Regions from separate parts of the Homo sapiens genome. Here all the other regions are linked to region 2. The links are chromatin loops, found by intact Hi-C in ENCODE. Cell type or tissue: HCT116. All regions are shown on one strand. Region 1 overlaps VTA1 (vesicle trafficking 1). Region 2 overlaps LOC105378031 (a long non-coding RNA gene). Region 3 overlaps LOC107986654 (a long non-coding RNA gene). Region 4 overlaps NMBR (neuromedin B receptor).

Region 1 (5,000 bases), 220 kb before region 2:
TGTTTTGGTTATCATAGCTTTGTAGTAAATTTTGAAGTCACATAGTGTGATGCCTTTAGCTTTGCTCCTCTTGCTCAGTTTTGCTTTTACTATTCAGGGTCTTCTATCATTCTACATAAATCTTAGGGTTCTTTTTTTTGGTAAAATGTCATTCTGTGAAGAATGTCTTTGGCATTTTGATAGGGATTGCACAGAATCTGTAGATTGCTTTGGGTAGTATTGTCATTTTAATAATATTAATTCTTCCAATCCATAAGCATGGAGTATCTTTCCATTTTTTATGTGTCTACTTCTATTACATTTATCAGAATTTTTTATAGTTTTTCTGTTATTAATATATACACAATGGAATATTATAGTTAGTTATTAATAACTAACTTCTTTAGTTAGATCGGTTCCCAGGTATTTTTTTTTGTATTTGTATTTTTTGTATTACATTTTTTGTATTACATTCAACAGAATTTTATATAGTTTTTCTTAGTTATTAATATATACACATAGTGTATATATACAATGGAATATTATAGTTAGTTATTAATAACTAACTGCTTTAGTTAGATCGATTCCCAGGTATTTTATATTTTTTTGTATTACATTTTTTGTATTATGTTCATCAGAATTTTATATAGTTTTTCTTAGTTATTAATATATACACATAGTGTATATACACAACGGAATATTATAGTTAGTTATTAATAACTAACTTCTTTAGTTAGATCGGTTCCCAGGTATTTTATATTTTTTTGTAGCTATGGTAAATGGGATTGCTTTCTTAATTTGATTTTCAGATTATTTGCTGTTGGTGTATATAAATGCTACTGATTTTTGTATGTTGATTCTGTATCCTGTAACTTCACTAAATTTATCAGTTCTAACGGTTTTTTGGTGGAGTCTTTAGGTTTTTATAGGCATAAGATGTCTTTAGGTTTTTATAGGCATAAGATCATGTCATCTGTGAGCAAGGCTAATTTGACTTCTTCCTTTTCAATTTGGATGAACTTTATTTCTTTCTTTTGCCTAATTGCTCTATTCTCTATACTATAAAATTGCTCTATACTAAAAAATTATATACATAGTATTAATTCTACCAGTGGATTTTACACCTTGAAATGTTTTCTTCTGCACATTAGTGTTTTCTTTCAGACTGAAGAACTCCCCTTAGCTTTTCTTGCAGGATGGGTCAGCTTTTGTGTCTGGGAAAGACTATATCTTTCCTTCATATTTGAATGACAATTTTGCTGGACACAATATTCCTAGATGACAGTTTTTTTTTAAAATGTTCCAATACCTACTGGCCTGTTGAGAAGGCTGTTGCCAGACGATTTGGAGCTCTGTTATATGCTATTTGCTTCTTATCTCTTGGTGTTTTAAGGACTTTCTCTTTGTCCTTGGCCTTTAGCATCTGATTACTACATGCCTTCAGGTAGTCTTATTTGGGGGTTGAATCTGTTCGGTGTTAAAAGACCTTCCTGTACCTGGATATTTATATCTTTCTCAAGTTTTGGGAAGTTTTCTGTTATTATTTCTTTGAATAAGCTTTCTACCTCTCGCTCAGCTCCCTCTTGAACATCAATGGCTCTTAGATTTGGTCTTCTGAGGTAGATTTCTATATCTTGTAGCCAGTCCTTTTCATTCTCTTTTTTTCCTTCTTCTGACTGTGTATTTTCAAATAGCTGGTCTTTGAGCTCACTGATTTTTTTCTTCTGCTTACTTCATTCTGTTGTTGAGAGCCTCAAAAGAGTTCTCCAGTTCAGCAAATGTATTTCTCAGTTCCAAGATTTGATTTTTTTTGAAAAATTATTCCAATATCTGTCAAATGTCTTTATTGCTTTTCTGTATTATCTTAGAGGTCAATGAGTTTTCTTAAAATTGTTATTCTGAAGTCTTGGTCAGAGAGCTCACAAACTGCTGTCTTGTTAGGGTCAGTTTTGGGATTTTTTTTTTTTTTTTTTTTTTTGATGGAAGTCTCACTGTCACCCAGGCTGGAGAGTGCAGTGGGGAGATCTCGGCTCACTGCACTCTCCGCCTCCCAGGTTCAAGCGATTCTCCTGCCTCAGCCTCCCAAGTAGCTGGGATTATAGGCATGCACCACCATGCCTGGCTAATTTTTTTTGTATTTTCAGTAGAGACAGGGTTTCGCCAGGCTGGCCAGGCTGCTCTTGAACTCCTGACCTCAGGTAATCTGCCCACCTCAGCCTCCTAAAGTGCTGGGATTACAGGCTTGAGCCACAGTGCCCGGCCAGGATTTTTGCTTTGTCCTTTTGAGAAGGTCATGATTCCCTGTTTGCTGTTGTTTCTTGTGGGTCTTTCCTATGTCTTTGCACTGGAAGAATTAGTTATTTATTCCAGTTTTCTCTGTCCAGCTTGTTTTGGTTTTTATTGCATATATTTGCTCAACAAATCTTCACTGCTAGGTCGCTACCTCCTTTTCAGCTCTAGGTGGCGCCATAAGCCCAGGTTTGCCTCAGCTCTAGTAAATGTTTGGAGCGCTGAATGTCCCAAATGGATTACACTGGCAGTGTGGGAAGGCAGGCTAGGTAGGGGTTTGTGCCTACAGGACCTGGGAAATGTACCTCCTACAGCATGGTACTGCTGAACAGCCATTCTGATTTGGTGTCTCCTTTGGCCAAGTTGCACAGTGAAGTTTCTGGGGCTGGGAATAATAGTCTCTGCTGGTCTTCAGTGATATTTTCCCTGCAGGCAGTCATGATGCTACCTGTGGGTTAAGGCAAGGACAGATCTCCTGCCAGGGAACCCAAGGAGGTGGGGAAGATGGTTGACCACTTCAATTTTACTTCTTTCAGTGTAGAAATTATGAGGTGGGGGAGATTTTCTGTGTGGGCATAAGGGTAGGGCAGAAGCATCATGAAAGTGGAAGTCTGATTCTCCTACTGGAGTTTTTCCACTTCTCTGTGGCCCCAGGAACTATTTCATCCTCATACTTGGGCTCTGGGTTGTTGCTGGTGTCAATCTCAGTGCTGTATATTTGTTTTTCGTTTTCTGTTGGTGGGGAATGAAGCCAGTATGCTTCTACACTGCCATTTTGGAACTGGAAGTCCCTAGTTTTGGAGTTCAAATTTAGGCATCAGAACCATTTTGAGTTAAATTTTGAGATGAGTGGAAGGTCTGTGTCTAGATTCACTTTTTTTGCTGTATGTGGCTGTCCTGTTACGCCAGCACCATTTATTGAAACGAGTATCTTTTTTCAATGGTGTTCCCTTTGCTCCTTTTGTCAAAGATCATATGACTTTTTCTGTATGGGTCTATTTTTGGACTCTGTCTCACTGATCTATTTGTCTGTTCTTCTGCCAGTACCATACTATCTAGATTACTGCAGATTTGTATTATGTTTTTAAGTCAGGTGGTGCCAGTCCTCCAACTTTGTTCTTCTCCTTCAGTACTACGTTGATTATTCTGGGTCTTCTGCCACTCCATATAAACTTTAGATAGTTGGAGTTCATATGCACCAAATAACTTGCTGGGATTTTGATGGGAACTGTCCATAATCTATAGACCAAGCTGGGAAGAACTAACATCTTGAGAATACAGTCTTCTTATGCATGATCACGAAATCTCCATTTATGTAATTCTTTGACTCTTTCATGAGCATTCTGTAGTTCTCCTCATATAGATCTTGTAATGTATTTTGTTACATTTATACCTGAATATTTTTGGTGGAATGCTAATGTAAATGGTATTTTGTTTTTGATTATTGTATTTATGTAAATACAAACACAATGGCAAGTGTATTTAAATTTCAAATCCCACTTGTTTTGTGCTGCTATGTGGAAAGCAATTAATTTTTGCATATTAATCATGTATACTGCAATCCAGTTACAATTGCTTATCAGTTCTAAGTGTATTTTTTGATTGATTCTTCCAGATTTTCTACAGACCATCATGTCATCTATGAACAAAGACAGTGTTATTTTTTCTTTTCCTATCTTTATAGCTTTTATTTCTTTTTCCTTTCTTACTGCACTAGCTAGGATTTTCAGTATGATGTTAAAATGTCAGTGTTGATATTTATATTTCATTCTGAGTGAAGTACTCTATGTTTTGTCATAAGCCTTTTACCTTTTGAAGGAGAATGTTCTTTGTGTCTAAGTCAAATGAAATCCTTTTCTTTTATATTCCATAATTCTATTACTGTTCAAAATCATGGCATATTTTTGTTTGCTTCCAAACTGAGATTTCTTGTATAATATCAAAATTAGATGTTTTAGTTCACTTTTTTTTCTTACTGGCAGGATTCTAGGGCATCTTATCTATGTCTTTCATATTCTGAAGCTCCTATTCTATATATTAAATGAAATCCATGTTATTTTTCTTAAAGGAGGGGAGTTCTCCAATTTCCTATTCTAATTTTGGAGCAATTGCTTTCCAAGCAGGTGGGAAAGCTATCATAGAATCTTTCTTCTTTGGAGTATCTAAAGAAGTATATTTCACCCTTTCTTATATTTCATATTTCTATTTTGCTTGATTACCACCCTTATCTTGATGGAGTACATCCTGAGTTAAGTTCCTTAAAAAAGGTATGTGCTAGGCAAAATGTGAGAGTTCTTACATATTTAAAAATTATTTTGCCCTAACACCTGCCTGACAGTTTAGATAAAGAATTCTAGGGTTCTGGTTCTAGATGGTAGACTAAGCATATATAATTAACTATTCTTCCTTCTGAAACCATAATGAAATGATAAAGTAACACAGAAGGAAATAAATCCACAAAATTAAAAAGGAGAAGAGAAAGAATGAAAAAAGTGAAAAGAGAAAATTGACAAGAGATTTAAAGAGCATCTCCCTAAAACTGTGTAACAAACTGCCCAGGCAGTGCTAGAACTCTTAAGGTAGGTATGATATCCAGCTCACCCCTAAAAGGCTCTCCTCATTCCATGGTTGAGAGGCAGGAAGGCTTATTGGCCAGTTCCCACTCATACAGGGAGAACAGAAAATTCAAGCTGAAAAACACACTGGCAGACATTAACAGAGGAAACTAAATA
Region 2 (5,000 bases):
GCCCATACAAATATTCAACTGATTTTTGACAAAACTGCAAAAGCAATTCAATGGAGGAAGGACAGTACATTGAAAAAATAGTGCTAGAGCAATTGGATATCCATGGACAAAAAAATAAATCTTGACCTAAATGTCCTACCTTATATATAGAAATTAACTCAAAATGAATTCTAAACTGAAATGTTGTAAAATGTAAAACTATAAAACTTTTAGAAAAAACAGAGAAGAAAATATGCAAAATCTAACGCTAGGCAAAGTGTTCTTAGGCTTGACACAAAAAGCACAATCTATAAAAGGAAAAAATTGATATATAAATTTTTTTGAAAATTAGATAGAGCTGTAAAAACCTTGCCTCTTGTGATACTGATTGTTGCTCTTTTTAGACTTTATACATTTTCCAAGTCATATCGTAATACCACCTAGATTTATTTACGTGTGAAGTTATTAAAAACTGTTATTTTGCTCAATTAAAAGCTCATTTTAAAGATTTCAAAAAAAATTCAAAGCAACTCAACATGCAACAGATAAAATAATTTGCTGTTAATTGGAGGAATTAATTAACTGTTAATTGAAGAAATTTTTTAGAAACTTTATTATCTTTAGACAGATAATATTGCTAATTTTCCACTATTAATAGATGCTGTGGCTAATGATTTCTACAGTGGTGTACATAGTCAATGTGTGAAACGTGCTCAAATGTGTATTTGATTATTTTAGTTGATGTTAAGAATCTTCTAGAATTTGCATAACTCACTGTGGTTGATCTGCAACCAACCCTAGAAACTACTATTTCAAATAGATTGCATTTTTAGGAGCTGGCATATTATTCTCTGATTAATAACATTCTGCTTTCAAGCCATTTAGCATCTGATTGAAAGGTTGAGAGAATCTACAAGAAACTTGCTTATGAGTTTGAAGTCCCATGCCTTTTTTAGGAAAACTAGCTTTACATAACCACAAAGTGTAATAACTTATTACTTCATAATGTTCTTTCTGAGTCCTAAAATGGTGCTAGTATTCTGTTTCAATTTTATAGCCCTTTGAGATGGTTGATTAATCTAGAATAGTATGGAAAACATGACAGCCAAATAGTTTTAAAACAACAGAAAAAATGTTGACTGTAATATTTTTCTTATATTGTTTTCTTTTTACAAGGGAATGTTCTTAAAAGCTTCCACACTGATAATAAAAGTCTTTATAAAACTGATGCTGTTTCTCACACTCCATTAAACAGCCCCTTTTATCTTTGAATATGATGTGAAAGCAAACTATTTATACTATGTTAACTTTAGTTTTTAAATTGCTTTTTGAAAATAAACATGAAAATAAAAATAAATATGTCTGAGACCCAAGAAATGGCCAAGCAAATGTAATTCATTTTATAAGGGTCATTAAAGCCTTGCATCTCTGTTGTATTGAAATAGCTAGCATCAGTGACAATCTAGAACATTGTAGCACATTGAATAATTAAAAAATTACCGCCGTGCCCAGATTAAGAAAGAAAAATTTGGTTTTCATCAAAGGTTAATATCCATGGAAAATCTGAAAACAAAATGTCCTTTCCTTTACTCATGTAATATAAAGGTTAATTTCAGGCTTGGAAATCATGAACATGTAGTCAATAATAATCAACTCCTTAAAACATCTTGATATGCACACCTAATAGCAACTTCTTGGAGCTGTGGAACATTCTTAACTTTCAATTCTTAATATGAATATTGATGAAATAATAAGCTATAAAAGGCCAATAGAAAGAAACTTAATGCATTTTAAAGGGTCAAATATCATCTTCAGTCACAGCAACACTAAAGGTATATCTTTTTCATTCTCAAGATCATAATATTCAACGCTTACTTATGTTAGGCTAATGATATATATTTTTGTAAAGAAAATGAATCATTTTGAAATCCTTCTGAGGTTGCTGTTTTGCTTCCTATCATCAGGACTGCCTTTAGCTTGCAGATTTCCATCAGAATGAGGAGAGAGGCCAGCTATGAAAAGAATTCTGTGAAGTCCCAATCAAAAGTGAAATGGCTTACATCAGAATGAAAATCAATGTATTGCCTCTTTCATTGAGAGTCTTGCCTCTCCCACAACACACATAATGCCAGCTATGCTAAATAGCACACTTAGTGACACAGTTGACTTATATTCTGGCTCAATGTCCTTAATGAGCATCAAGCTGTTAATAAACAGTTTGCAGCCACCAGTCAGGGATCCAGACTTTGACAGCATTGCTGCAATGGCTCATTGCTGACAAATCAATTGGTATTCAAACATCCAGGAAGCAACCAGCTACAAAAGCTGCTAAAAGTGTGCCCTCTGCTGGAATGGTGGAGGAACCTCATTCTCGTTTGGTAGTTGGGTGCTTTCTGAAATCTAATACAAGAATTCCACTGACTAATAAACTTTACTTCTGGGATCTGGTGCAAAAACATTGCTTGGGTTTTATAGTCATGCTTGTAGAACACTATTGTTGGAGCTCCACACAAGAGGAAGGTGAGGCTGGGTCTGGTTGGTCCCTTTAAAGACACCAAACCATATGCTACTTATGGTAAATGCATAAAAATTATGTTCAAAGGTCTCCTACTAGCATATTTTCTGTGTGGAGAACATGTTGAAATCCTCTGAGAGGGAACATTTCATTCTCAAATAAACAACAGAATTCTTCCTGTTGGAACTTGCTAGTTCCCATTATGACCCAATGGGGTTAGAAGGTATCTAATTATATGATAATTAATGGAAACATGGGCCGCAGAATCAGATAGAATCAGATAGCAGCAAGTCATTTCCTTTTTCCATTTTCACATGTGTGTGAATTTTAATATACATATATGACCATAAAGAACTAAGGCAAGTTAAAATGTTTCAGTAAACAAGTGTCGGAAATTATACATTAAATGAAGTATAAATAAACTTGTTCAACTGTTCTGGATAATGCCTGCTTTTGGATATTTTAAAACCAAGCAAATTTCTTATAATGGCAACTAAATGGTTTTTATAGATTTATTATCAAGTACATTTTATCCATTGACTATACTTTTCTAATTGAGTTCTTACACATGAAAGTACATATTTGTAATGTTGATTATGCTATCCCGGTAATGATTCTATTAAGATAAATTAACTATTTATAAAAATGATATTGGACTCACTGAAGTCAGAAGATGTGATTTTTATGCCCTGCTTTATCAAGTCACAGGACTAAGCTGGATCTCAGGTTACTCATTTATAAATGAGGAGATTGGCATAGTTGATATTTAAGCCTCTCCATTAAGCAATATATTGTGTGTTCACCTGGTCCACCGTGCTAGGTATTTGGAATCAGAAGATAAAATTAGAAAGAAACATTATACTTTATGAATCTTTCTCAGACTCTAAAATAGTATAATATTATAATACTTGTTAATGAATCTCCATTTTACTGCATTGTGATTTCTTTATTATCCTATGAAGTTAATTAAAAGCAATGCAAAGAATTCATTACTTTTTTTTACTTTAATGAAAGTGGTACTGAATATAGAAAGTAGAGATTTAGAGGTTAGATTTGCAGCTAAGAAAACCATTAACTCATTTTCCTCTTCTCCCTCTTTATCGTTATTCAATGAGTGTGCCTCCAAAATTAGATTTGATTCAAAATCTCTTTATCTGTTGTGTGACCTTGGAGGAAATTCTTTTACTTTTCATGCTCAGTTTCCTCATCTATAAATAGGGGAGTATAATAGAGCTTGAGGAGCATCTAGGGCAGGTGAAATAAGACATTGTTTTGAAAAGCAGTTGGCTTGAAACTGTGTACTAGGCTCCTGGAAAATAGTGTTCATCAAAATTGTAATAGTCAAGTTTCCTTTTCTTCATCCCTATTGGCTCTGACCTTATTCATTTTCTTTTGCTTGATCTCCTCAGCTCTGATCTTCTGTATTTCAATCTATTTTCACATAAACATCAGAGATACGAATATTATTATATCACATATTTTCTTAAAACCTTCCATGCCTTTCATTATATGGTTGAAACCTCTGTCCCTATGCTCATTTCCAGAAACTCCCCACCCAGGCCTTATGGTCAACAGCCCTGTACTCCTTAGCAGGCTGTTTCTCAAGCATTGCTCCTCTCTATTTTGCCTTTATGTTCACGTTTCCCAATTTGTCTGCATCTTGTCTTCCCTTCTCCAAATAAGGATCAACTACTGCACAATGTAGTAAAATACAAATATTTTAGTATAATACCTTTGTATGCCACAAGATTTGTTGGAATAAATGTGTATGACTACTTTGTTTGATTTTGTTTTCTGAAGACATAAATAAAACAAAATCAAACACGGTAGTCACACACATTTACTCATAGTCAACATTCAGGGCTTGTTGTTTGGAAGTATTTGGGGAGATATTTGATAAGGAAATTCAATGTGATCAATAATCTCAAAAGCTCTAAATAAGCATTCTAAAATTTTATTCTGGAAACAGCTAGAAATTATTAAATAAGGTGCATAAACTATGTTGTCATGCTAATTGAACCTCTATGAAGTATTTTACTCTTCTGTTTTGGAGCAAAGAAAGTTAAATATTTGTTTTTCAAGGCCATTCACATTGATTTGTAAGTATGCATTCGTTTAGATGTGAGATCAACAATTAATACATTTTTGGCCACAGCTCTAAAATGTGATGGGAATGTAAAATAATTTGTCTTACCTGTATTCCTCATTCTCTGGGGGAAGGTGGGGGGAGGCCAACTATTTTTCAATTAGAGTAAACATTGGAATCAATTTCTGTATTCCTTATGCATTCCAGATTTTACTGCATTGATGGTTAAATTGTTATATATTTTTTCGAATTTCTTACTGCTAAAACTTAAATTAAAAATCCATCTTGATATTGACTGGATGGTACATATTTTCCAAATGCTCAAAGCAATAGTGATGAAGGGAGTGATGCAAAACCCCAGTGGGTCAAAGGAGCAGAGAGCCGTAAGCCAGGAGAACCAAAGGCACAGCTGTAAACCTG
Region 3 (5,000 bases), 56 kb before region 2:
ATCTCTTCTGCCCAAGGTAAAAGAAACTTTCACATTTATATAACCAAGTTTATTTCCTTTATAAAACTTGTCTCAGTATCTAGGCTTTTTGTTTATTTATCTATTACCTTGTCTATGGTCTGTTTTCCTCTGCAATGTGAGTTCCGTGTGGGCACAAATCTGTTCTAGTATGTGCATAGCTCTATCACCAGTGCCTGATATGTGGACCGAGATTTAGTAGCTGCTCAAGTGTTTATAGAATTTGTGAATGAAAGGGTAAATAAAATAAATTAGGTAGCTGACTCGAATTAAACAGAGAGTTGTAATATTTTGATAAATGCATTAGAAATCTCAAGAAATATATAAATAATGAGAGGGCAAGGATTGAGTTTTCCCTGATGCTGAGTGATCAGAAGAGGCATGAAGAGCTGGTTGTATTTAAGTAGGGCCTTGAAGGATAGTTAGAATTTAATAAGTGGAGATATGGGAGATATATAATTGTTAAGCCTTGGGAATGGTGATGAGTCCGTTTTGGCTGGAGCATAGACTTCCCAAATGGAATTGAGGAAATAAGACTTAGAAGGCAAGTTGGTGGCAGAATGCATGCTTTGAAAGGGACACTAAGACAAGGTTCTGTGCTGCAAGTTAAGTACAATTGTTGACTTAATAAGAATTGTTTCTTTAGGTGACTACTATGAAAGTAGCATGTACAGTGGTTTGTAGAAGGAAGAAGTTGTGAGGAAAACAAGTTAGAGATTATTGCCTGGAACAATACAGATGATAGCTGGGAGAACCTGAACTAGGGTATTGGAGTGAGAACTGAAGAAGATGGTGAATGCAAAGGATAGTTTAGCAATAAATTGAACACACAGAGTATTCAATATGATATATAGAATTTTACTAGGTGCTTATTTTTTACTTTAATCATTGCTTGTCTATAAAATTTATGGCTGGTACAATTAACTCTTTTATTGAGAAAATCTGTGAGGTGGAAAATTACTTGAGCTGGAAAGAGAGCAAGGGCACTCTGACCAATTCTCAAATTTCAGAGAAAGAGAAACTTGAAATCAACAGAGTACAGAGAAATATAGTAACATAACCAATTGCAGAGAAATATCTTTAGACATGGAAGGTAAACAAACCAGATACACTTAACAATGGATCAGAGTTGGGGATTTATACTAGGACAGAATGTCACACTGATCATAAAGCCAAGATCAGTGGCTGATTATAATATTCCAGCTCTCCTCTTGTGGAGACAATAATCCGGGAAGAAGACTTTAAAGATCCATTTTGGTCTTTTTCAGATTTGAGACAAATAGTGGTAATATTGTTGAAATAGAATCAATAATGATGTATTACTACTATCTTTGCATATTATAATGTTACATAGTTATTTAAGTTAATCAATTATTAAGCAGATTCTAGCTCACTTTTGGGGGCAGGCTACACATAGTCTTTAATTTATAAATTAAGGTTTTCACAAAACCTTTCATTTATTCAAGTAATTATTTGTGTGCCTAATTTTGTAAAGAATAGATATTGCTACAATAAACTATTCTGGTAGAATAAACATCTGCATTATACATTTAAAATTTAATGTAATATTATGTCTGTAATAATAAGATAGTGTTGAAATATATCCAAATTCTAATTATATTAATGTTAACTCTTTTTAATCTTTGATTTGGCTGAATCTTAAAATTTTATTCTGATTATTATTTGCTATTCACATCCAGTATTTAAGTTTCTTTATCAACTATGCATACATTTTAATCAGCTCTTGTTGAATGTTAGAGTATAGTTCAATTCTATTAAATAATGCACTCTGCCATTAAATTCACCTCGCAATGATGTTGCCTGTTAAATATGGTGTTTTGGAGAAAATCCATATTACTGAACATTCACTTGTGACATGAATTATCTTCTGAAGATGGTGTTGTGATTCAAGGACATAAGTTATTTGGACAGCTCTTACGGTAACTCTGTTTTACTCTGTAACACCTCATAACTCACTGCTGTCAGCTGTAAAGGGTGGGAGGAAGTCTCCAGATCCTATATGCCCTCTTCCATTAGTCCTATTTCTGTTCGTTCCTACAAGAGAAAAACACTGTAATAGTAATCACTGGTGAAATCTCCCTTGAACTGCACAACCCATGTTTTGAATTATTTTGATTCTAAAACGATTAAATAACCCCTTGAAAGAAGCAGAAAGATTTTGATCCTTTCAGAACCCAATGTATTTCTCTTCCAAGTTTCTGGAATAAACATTTATATTAAGACATCCTCACTTCTGCATGTTCCCTTTGGGACAAATGGCTTATTTGCAAGTTGATGATGTCACCCAAGAACTGTCTGATCAGGTACTATGTCATGCTTTGTTAAAAAACAGCAGGTGAAAAAATGAGGATAAAAATCTTATGATTACAATGTAGAATTGGTACAATTATCAGTCATTTCAGACAAATGCCAGAAGATGGCAGTCCTATTTGTTCAGGACTTTATGAATTTTGCAAGACCCATGAGTGCTCTTTGGTTTCAACATGATCATAGATCATGGAGAAACCCAGAAATTAGTTTTTGTTACTATAGAAACCAAACGGAATAACTGATTTTTTTTTCTTTTTAAAGAAATGGTCTCCAAAATTAGGTAAAAACAACAAAGGGTGCTAGAAAATAAGCGCTGGTAAGTAACGCAGGAACAGAAGATGAAACACCACGTTCTCACTCAAAAGTGGGAGGTGAACAATGAGAACACATGGACACAGGGAGGGGAACAACACATACTGGGGCCTCTGCAGGGAAGGGGGCAGTGGAGGGAGGGAGAGCATCAGGAAAAATAGCTAATGCATGTTGGGCTTAATACTTAAGTGATGGGTTGATAGGTGCAGCAAAGCACCGTGGCACACGTTTACTTATGTAACAAATGTGCACATCCTACGCATGTACCCCAGAAATTAAAAATTAAAAAAGAAAGAAAGAAAGAGAAAGAAAGAAAATAAGTGCTAGGGAAAACAAAACTTTTTTTTCTGCTTATTGCTGCGTTCTGAAATCCTTGAGTCTGTTATGTTATTTTGGATAGACAGTTCCTTCTATTAGTTTTTTTCTTAATGGAAATATATAAAGTTGGTTTTTGAAATTTCCTATTGCTTTGAAACAAATTAAATTAATTTGTACTGATGTAAGTGCAATAAATATCCAAGTAATAGGAAAGTAAAATGATTTGTTTCAGTACATGAATTAGACCAAGATATTTTTCTGCTTTTTAGTTGAGTATACAGGATTTTAATGCAAAATAGTCTAAAAGAGTGCAATATATAGAAAACAACATTGTCCTGCTTCCTCCTTCCTATCAATTCAGATAAATTTGCAATTGATTTCATTGAATTTATTTACTCTGGCATCTGCAAGGTAGACTGATGATTTTTGACTACTCAAATAAATAGTTTCAAAAACATTAGGGCACTCAGACTCTCTCTTTGTATTTAGGACTTGATGGTGCCTATGGTTTATTATATTTTAGTTATACATGAAATCTACTAACCAGTGAGCATAAGCAACACATACAAAAACTGCATTTAAATAAAGCACACTTCTTCTGTGTCCTAGGAGTAAAAACTGTTTGCCTATGAACAGTGATAATACATGAGGACGAGATGTTCTGCAGGATAATCAAGATGGACTAGTTTAAATGAGCTGTAAAATTATTACTTTCTGCTTGATTCCCAGCCTCTAAAAACCTCTTTTAGCCTTACCTGGAAAGCATGACCCCTGATCCAATGCCTGGATTCATACCAGTGTTATCCATCCGGGCATTTTTGTCCTTGCTGGTGATATCCCTTGGACAATAGTCTGGGCAACTAGGTTTTCGACTTTTCTTAAAACCCATATTCATTGAATGCCCTTCTTATCTTACTTCAGCTCCTGCCTCATACCATAGCTCTTTTTTAGGTGAGCTAATATCTCTATTCCTTAATACTAAGTCACTGCATAAATCTAGCTACTGCTTTTCTAGGGAGACAAGAACCCTGGCCTCGAACCATAACGGGTTGCTAGGAGCCTGCTATCTGATGACTGATCTCCTGTATATCCATTGTGACTGCCTTTTCTTTGAGGACTGCCCCTGTCCACACCTCTCCTTGCACATCTTTTGAGACTGATGCTCCTACCGCCTTGGTTACTCATGGTCTCACTTAGACTGTGATCTGGTGTCACAAATAGACCCTTGCCTGTGGTTTGCTTATTTACTGAAAATTGCCATTGTAACTGTGACTTACTGTGCTCTTCAGTCTACCCACAACTCCTATGCAGTACTCCTATCCGGAATTTGGCTTTGCATCTTTGTGGTGGGAATGCGACATAATGGTGTGTTACTGCACATCTCTTCCGTCTTCTGCCACATCACATTGGCCACAGAGGGAGTGTTTACCCCATGTAAATTAGCAAGGTCTACAAACCAGGGCTTTCCTCTCCCCACAGAGAACAGGTATGAAACCCTTACCAGAATACCACCAGCACTCAACCTTTACATGTCCCACACTGTCCTCTCCCTGGAAGTGGTCCCTTTGCCAGCGTTATCGCAGATAATGTCAACCATTCACTCAGGTGTTCAAGCCAGAACCTTGAGAGCAATCTGTGACATTCACCTGTCAAGAGTTCTGGACTCTGCTTTTTTCCTTCTCTGCTGTCTTGTCTTTACTATAGCAACTGCTTCTTGGCATCCTCCACATTTCCTCTTCCTGAATCTATTTTCTACTCCATAGCAAAAGTGAGTTTTCCAAAGAGCAAGTCTCTCCCCTCTTGAAAGTTCTTCAGAGGTTTCTCTTAGAACAGGTTCTCAAAGTGCGTGTCTTTGAATCAATAGCATCAACATTTCCTGGGAATCAATTAAACCTGCAGATACTCTGCCCCCACCCAAAGCCTACTGTATCAGGAACTCTGGAGGCGGGTACCCACACTGCCTTAACAGGCCTTTCAGTTGATTTCGATGCACACTCAAGCTTGAGAACCACTGATTTGGG
Region 4 (5,000 bases), 120 kb before region 2:
GACACAAATACATTTTTATTTATATTTGGCTGAAATGTTTACTGATGTTCATTATCAAGTCAATACGTCATGTAAATGTTAATGGTACCACATTTCTTGAACCCTGATGTTATTTTCCTCTGCTGTTGACATCAGCTAGGCACATGCTGACATGAAATAAATATGAGGAATATAGGAGTCTCATATTAATACCCTGACTTTGATTTAAAGTTATGACAGGTTTTGAGAAAGACATTTATTAGCATGATCCATCATTCTCATTCAATTACTGAAAAAATTTTCTATTTCCTGAAAGAAAATTTGTGAAAAAGTATTAGATTACCAACCACAAAAATGTCAAAACCACCTAGTTATTTAAAAAAAATGAAAAGAAAAAAAGGTGATAGAGATGATTATCTCACACAATAGCAAAGAAAAAGGCATTAGCCTTGACCCATGGAGATTGCCTTCAAGGCATAAAGGTAATTTATTTTTCCAACCTGGGCTCATTCAAATCCTCTTTTCTGGCAATATTGCTCCAGGTTATATGCAGTGGGCCAAATTCATATCAGTCTTTTAACCTCTCCAGAACACTTTGCAGCTGCATGTATATATAGGCTTTGAGTGGCGCTTTTCCTATTTTGTAATTGGGCTCTTCATGCTGAGAAACCCCTGGGGGATTGGGGGATGGACATAAAGATGCCACGTAGGGGGAATTGGGCAAAAGGATGATTTCTGTTACACATTAATATATTTGCATGTGGGAAGTTGGATTGACTTCAATATTTTGGCTACATTTATATTTACAAAATGTCAAAGCCTAGTCTATGAAAAGGTAACATTTCAGGCAGTTATCTTTTATGTTTATGACAATCATTTAGAGGTTTACAGATAAATATCTGTAAATAAATATCTGTAAATAAATATCTGTAAAGCAACTAAATAGTTGCTTCCAAATTTGGTAAGGCTGCTTGATATTCTTGTCTATTGTGGATAAGAAAACATTCAAAGTGAGCATCATTTGATTCTTGAAAGCTTGTGTTCCACCTGCACTATGTATATGATAGAAAGACTAAATGTAGTGAATATATTTATTCAGATACATGGAATCACTTCATTTTTATTTTTAATTATTTTATATTGTTTTATTATTTCAGTCAAGACCTACAGAAAGGTGATGAAAGAGTCAAAGCTTGTGAGAGGAACATCTCTTATATAGAATAAATCTATTTTATAAACCTCACCAACAGTTGAATGTCAATAAACTTGATACTTAACCACATTAAGTTCCTCATGCGATTCATGAATCCTTTAGCAGTTTCAGCAAAACCAGAAGTTTGAATCACCAACTTTATTTTTATTAATGAAGTCTTCATATGCCACTCTCAGTGTGTATGATTCAATCTATTTTCAGAACTGAAAAATAAATATGACTTTAGGCTATAAAATAGCTTGTCTATTTTATAGGAATGAGAAAACAATATAAAAGAGATTCTAAATCATATAGTGTAGAAAATTTCCATCCTTTGAAAGTATATATTTCAGCTTTTCCAAATGCTAAGCTTAATTGAGCCTAAAAGTAGCATCTAGCATGTATCATAAATTTAGTTGTAGCATTTAAAAAATTTTTGAAAAAAATTATAAAATGAAAATGCTATTGCATTATGGAATAATGCTTTTACATTTTTTAATGTTTTGTGGTTCCCAAGGATTTTTCACATAAATTATTTTGTATAATTTTTGTTATAACTTTGTGAGATGGGTAAGGCAGGTATGGCTTAATAATATTTGCTTTTGTCAATGTAAATCCTCTTTTAATCAAATTAATTATCATATTTATATAAATGTAATTTATAATTAATTCTTTTTCTGACATGACATTCACTGCTCTGGTAACTGTACCTATACTTAAATAGCATTGATGAAAATAAAAAGCTGGAGATGTAATCATTCTATTGTCATCCTTTTGTTACTTTGATTTGGTTCCTTCTGCATTTTCAGCCAGTGATTTTTAACTGAGATTTACAAAATGTGACCAGCACTCAGTAGGTGGCGCTAACGAGACGTACAATATCGAATTGTCAAATCCTATTGCCACAGAGGATTTATTACTGAGTTTAGAAATAAGGATGTTGGGAGTAAAGGCAGGCTGATTGTACTGTCTCTCATTTGAGGAGTGCAGATGCCACATCAAATTATTTGAGAGATTTATCCAATCCATGCTTTATATTAATTTGAGCATAATGTTTATTGTTTCTTGTCTACTTCATAATATTTGAAAAAAATAAAGCATCTTTTTCCACTGAAAACTAAGCCTAGTTGTTCACCTATATGAAGTGCTTTCCTGACATATGCTGCAATAGGAGAAAAACTAGATTACATTGTGGTGATTCTGTTAAACATGAAATATCGAATGCAAATGAGATTCTTGGGAGCTACTAATTGCTTAGAAATTAGAATCCTGCTTATCTTTGAAAAATACCTAGCAGGTTATTTACCAGTTTCCCATTCAGGCCAAGTGTTCCAACTTTAAAAATTACTATTTTCTTTTTCATTTTGCCCATGCTGGTCTCGAACTCCCAGCCTCAAGCGATTCTCCCGACAGCCTCCCAAAATGTTGGGATTACAGGCGTGACCCACTGCACCCAGCCAGAAAATTACTATTTTTTTACTCTGTTAAACATTTGGAATGAAAATCAGATGTATTGTGGCAATTAAATAGATATTTTGAATAAGCAAATGCTACTTAATTAGAAAGGGTTGAAGTATTTGCTTACCTTTTCAGTTTAAGAATTAAGCTACAAACATGACATTCACTTTTGGGTTGGGGAGTGCCCTGATGGTTCCTGAACAAGTTATTTGGGAGCCATCTTACCAAGAAAGAAACAGCTACATTTTAAATGGGAATTCAGAGGCGTTTACTTAGAGCGTACTGATGCACGTTCTCTGGTCACCTTTCTATACAGATTAAATCAGCATTGACATTTCTCGTAGCCTAAGTTTTTCACTATTCAATTTTCATCCAGTAAAAACCAATCTCATCTCAGTTCTATGTTTCAATTTGCATAAAATGATTTATTCACTTTTTTATAATCCTATTTGAAACCGGTGGGTGGATAAAACTATTTTAAAGAAGTTCCCTCAAATACGACTAAGGTTAAGAGACAAATACATAAGTGACAAGCTAGTGGTTTTTTACAAGTAATATTAATAATTGGAAAATTCCGAGAAATCATATTATTATGTAACCAAAGCAACTTTTCTCACTAAGAAAATCATTTAATTTTGTTTGGGTTCCAACAAATCAGAAATTATGATTGTTGTACTCATTGCCCCTTGCTAATATAAATGACCTCTTCTTAGGTAACAGGTTTTGTTGTGTAGGGTGGTATAAAGGCTAAGCCTGTGTCTCAGTGATTTCAGTGTGTAAGACATTGGGTATGTCTTTTTTTTTTTTTGAGTTGGAGTCTCACTCTGTTGGCCAGGCAGGAGTGCAGTGGCACGATCTCTGCTCACTGCAACCTCTGCCTCCCAGGTTCAAGCAATTCTCCTGCCTCAGACTCCTGAGTAGTTGGGAATACACGCGCATGCCACCACTCCTGGCTAATTTTTGTATTTTCAGTAGAGACAGGATTTCACCATGTTGGCCAGGCTCGTCTCAAGCTCCTGGCCTCAAGTGATCCATGCGCCTTGGCCTCCTAAAGTGCTGGCATTACAGGTGTGAGCCACCGCACGCAGCCAGTATGTCTTATTTGATCTATGTCTAATTCGATTTTATTTTGATCAAAGCTATTAAAGACACTGATGTAAACTATATTACCCATTTAGAAACCTCCATAGTTAGGGGGGTTCTCATAGATTTTCTATAAACGAATTTGGCAGTTAAGATGAAAAGCTGATGATCTGGGCAGGTCCTCCTCCACTTCCTTCTCTTTCTTCCTTTAGTTAACACCTTTGTTGATATATAATTCATATCACATGCCATTTACCCATTTAAAGTGTACAATTAAATAGTTTTTGGTATGTTCACAGAGTGTACAACTGTCACCACGGTAAGTTTAAAAATATTATCACCCTCAAAAGAAAATCCACATCTGTAAGCATTTCCCCCCAACTCCCCTAGTCCTAGGCAACCACTAATCTTTCTATCTCTCTAGATTTGCCTCTTCTAGCATTTCACATAAATTTCATGCACTCCATTTCATATAAATGTAATCATACAATAGTGATCTTTCAAAATTAGCTTCTTTTACTTAGCATAATACTCTCAAGATACATCCATATTATTGCTTATTGATTCTTTTTTAATGCCATCCAATATTCCATTGTATGAATTTAACATGTTTTATTTAATCCATTCATTAGTTGATTGGACTTTTGGGTTGTTTCTACTTTTTGGCTATTATGAACAATTCTGTGATGATGTGTATATAGGTTTTGTGTAGACATATATTTTTAATTGTGTTGAGTATATACCTAGGATTGAAATTGCTGGATAATGTAGTAATTTTATGTTTAGCCTTATGAGGAATGGCCAGACTGTTTTTCAAAGCGGCTACACCACTTTAAATTTCCACTAGCAATGTATAAGGGATTGAATTTCTTCATATGCTTGCCAACACTTTTTTTTGTGTCCATCTATTTGGTCGTAGCCATCTGTCTTAGTTCATTCAAACTGCTATAACAAAATACCTTAGACTGAGTAACTTATAAACAAGAGCAATTTATTTTTCGCAGTTCTGAAGTCTGGGAAGTCCAAGATCAAGGAGACTCGTGGTGTCTGGTGAAGGCTCATATCTATATATGGTGCCATTTTGCGGCATCCTTACATGTGGGAAGGGGCAAATAAACTCCCTTGGGCCTCTTTTATGAGGGCATCAATCCCATTCATAAGGTTTCTACCCTTATGACCTAATCACTTCTCAAAGGCCCCACCTCTTAATACAATACCCCTAGGAATTAGTTTTCAATGTATGAATTTTAAAAGAGTAACAAACATTCAGATCGTAGCATTTCATCCC

What was found. Hi-C counts contacts between places; a loop is a spot of excess contacts. Peaks named below come from ENCODE experiments on the same cell type or tissue, not always from the same donor. Only the 100,000 strongest peaks of a DNase experiment are listed, where the experiment ranks them.
Region 1: it touches region 2 in a loop (18-fold over the local background); 16 of 110 quality-filtered maps call a loop at or near these places.
Region 3: it touches region 2 in a loop (4-fold over the local background); 12 of 110 quality-filtered maps call a loop at or near these places.
Region 4: a loop joins it to region 2, with 12 times the contacts of the local background. A loop is called at or near these places in 29 of 110 quality-filtered maps.

The regions. Positions count from the first base shown.
Region 1 is chr6:142,205,043-142,210,042 of GRCh38, reverse strand. All of the region lies in intron 7 of VTA1 (vesicle trafficking 1), which reads right to left. Among named protein-coding and RNA genes, the nearest start is that of LINC02919, 52 kb to the left of the region's middle. RefSeq lists a silencer at 2,297-2,591. In HCT116, a CTCF peak has its summit at 2,445 (motif pointing right); a DNase peak (open chromatin) is centred at 2,472.
Region 2 is chr6:141,986,764-141,991,763 of GRCh38, reverse strand. All of the region lies in intron 1 of LOC105378031 (a long non-coding RNA gene), which reads left to right. Among named protein-coding and RNA genes, the nearest start is that of GJE1, 140 kb to the left of the region's middle. In HCT116, a CTCF peak has its summit at 2,322 (motif pointing left); a DNase peak (open chromatin) is centred at 2,283; H3K27ac peaks cover 484 bases.
Region 3 is chr6:142,043,049-142,048,048 of GRCh38, reverse strand. LOC107986654 (a long non-coding RNA gene) reads right to left here. Exons shown (of 3, transcript XR_001744394.2): 3 at 1,992-2,073. Among named protein-coding and RNA genes, the nearest start is that of GJE1, 87 kb to the left of the region's middle. In HCT116, a CTCF peak has its summit at 2,434 (motif pointing right); a DNase peak (open chromatin) is centred at 2,468.
Region 4 is chr6:142,109,677-142,114,676 of GRCh38, reverse strand. All of the region lies in intron 1 of NMBR (neuromedin B receptor), which reads left to right. Among named protein-coding and RNA genes, the nearest start is that of GJE1, 21 kb to the left of the region's middle. In HCT116, a CTCF peak has its summit at 2,037 (motif pointing right); a DNase peak (open chromatin) is centred at 2,056.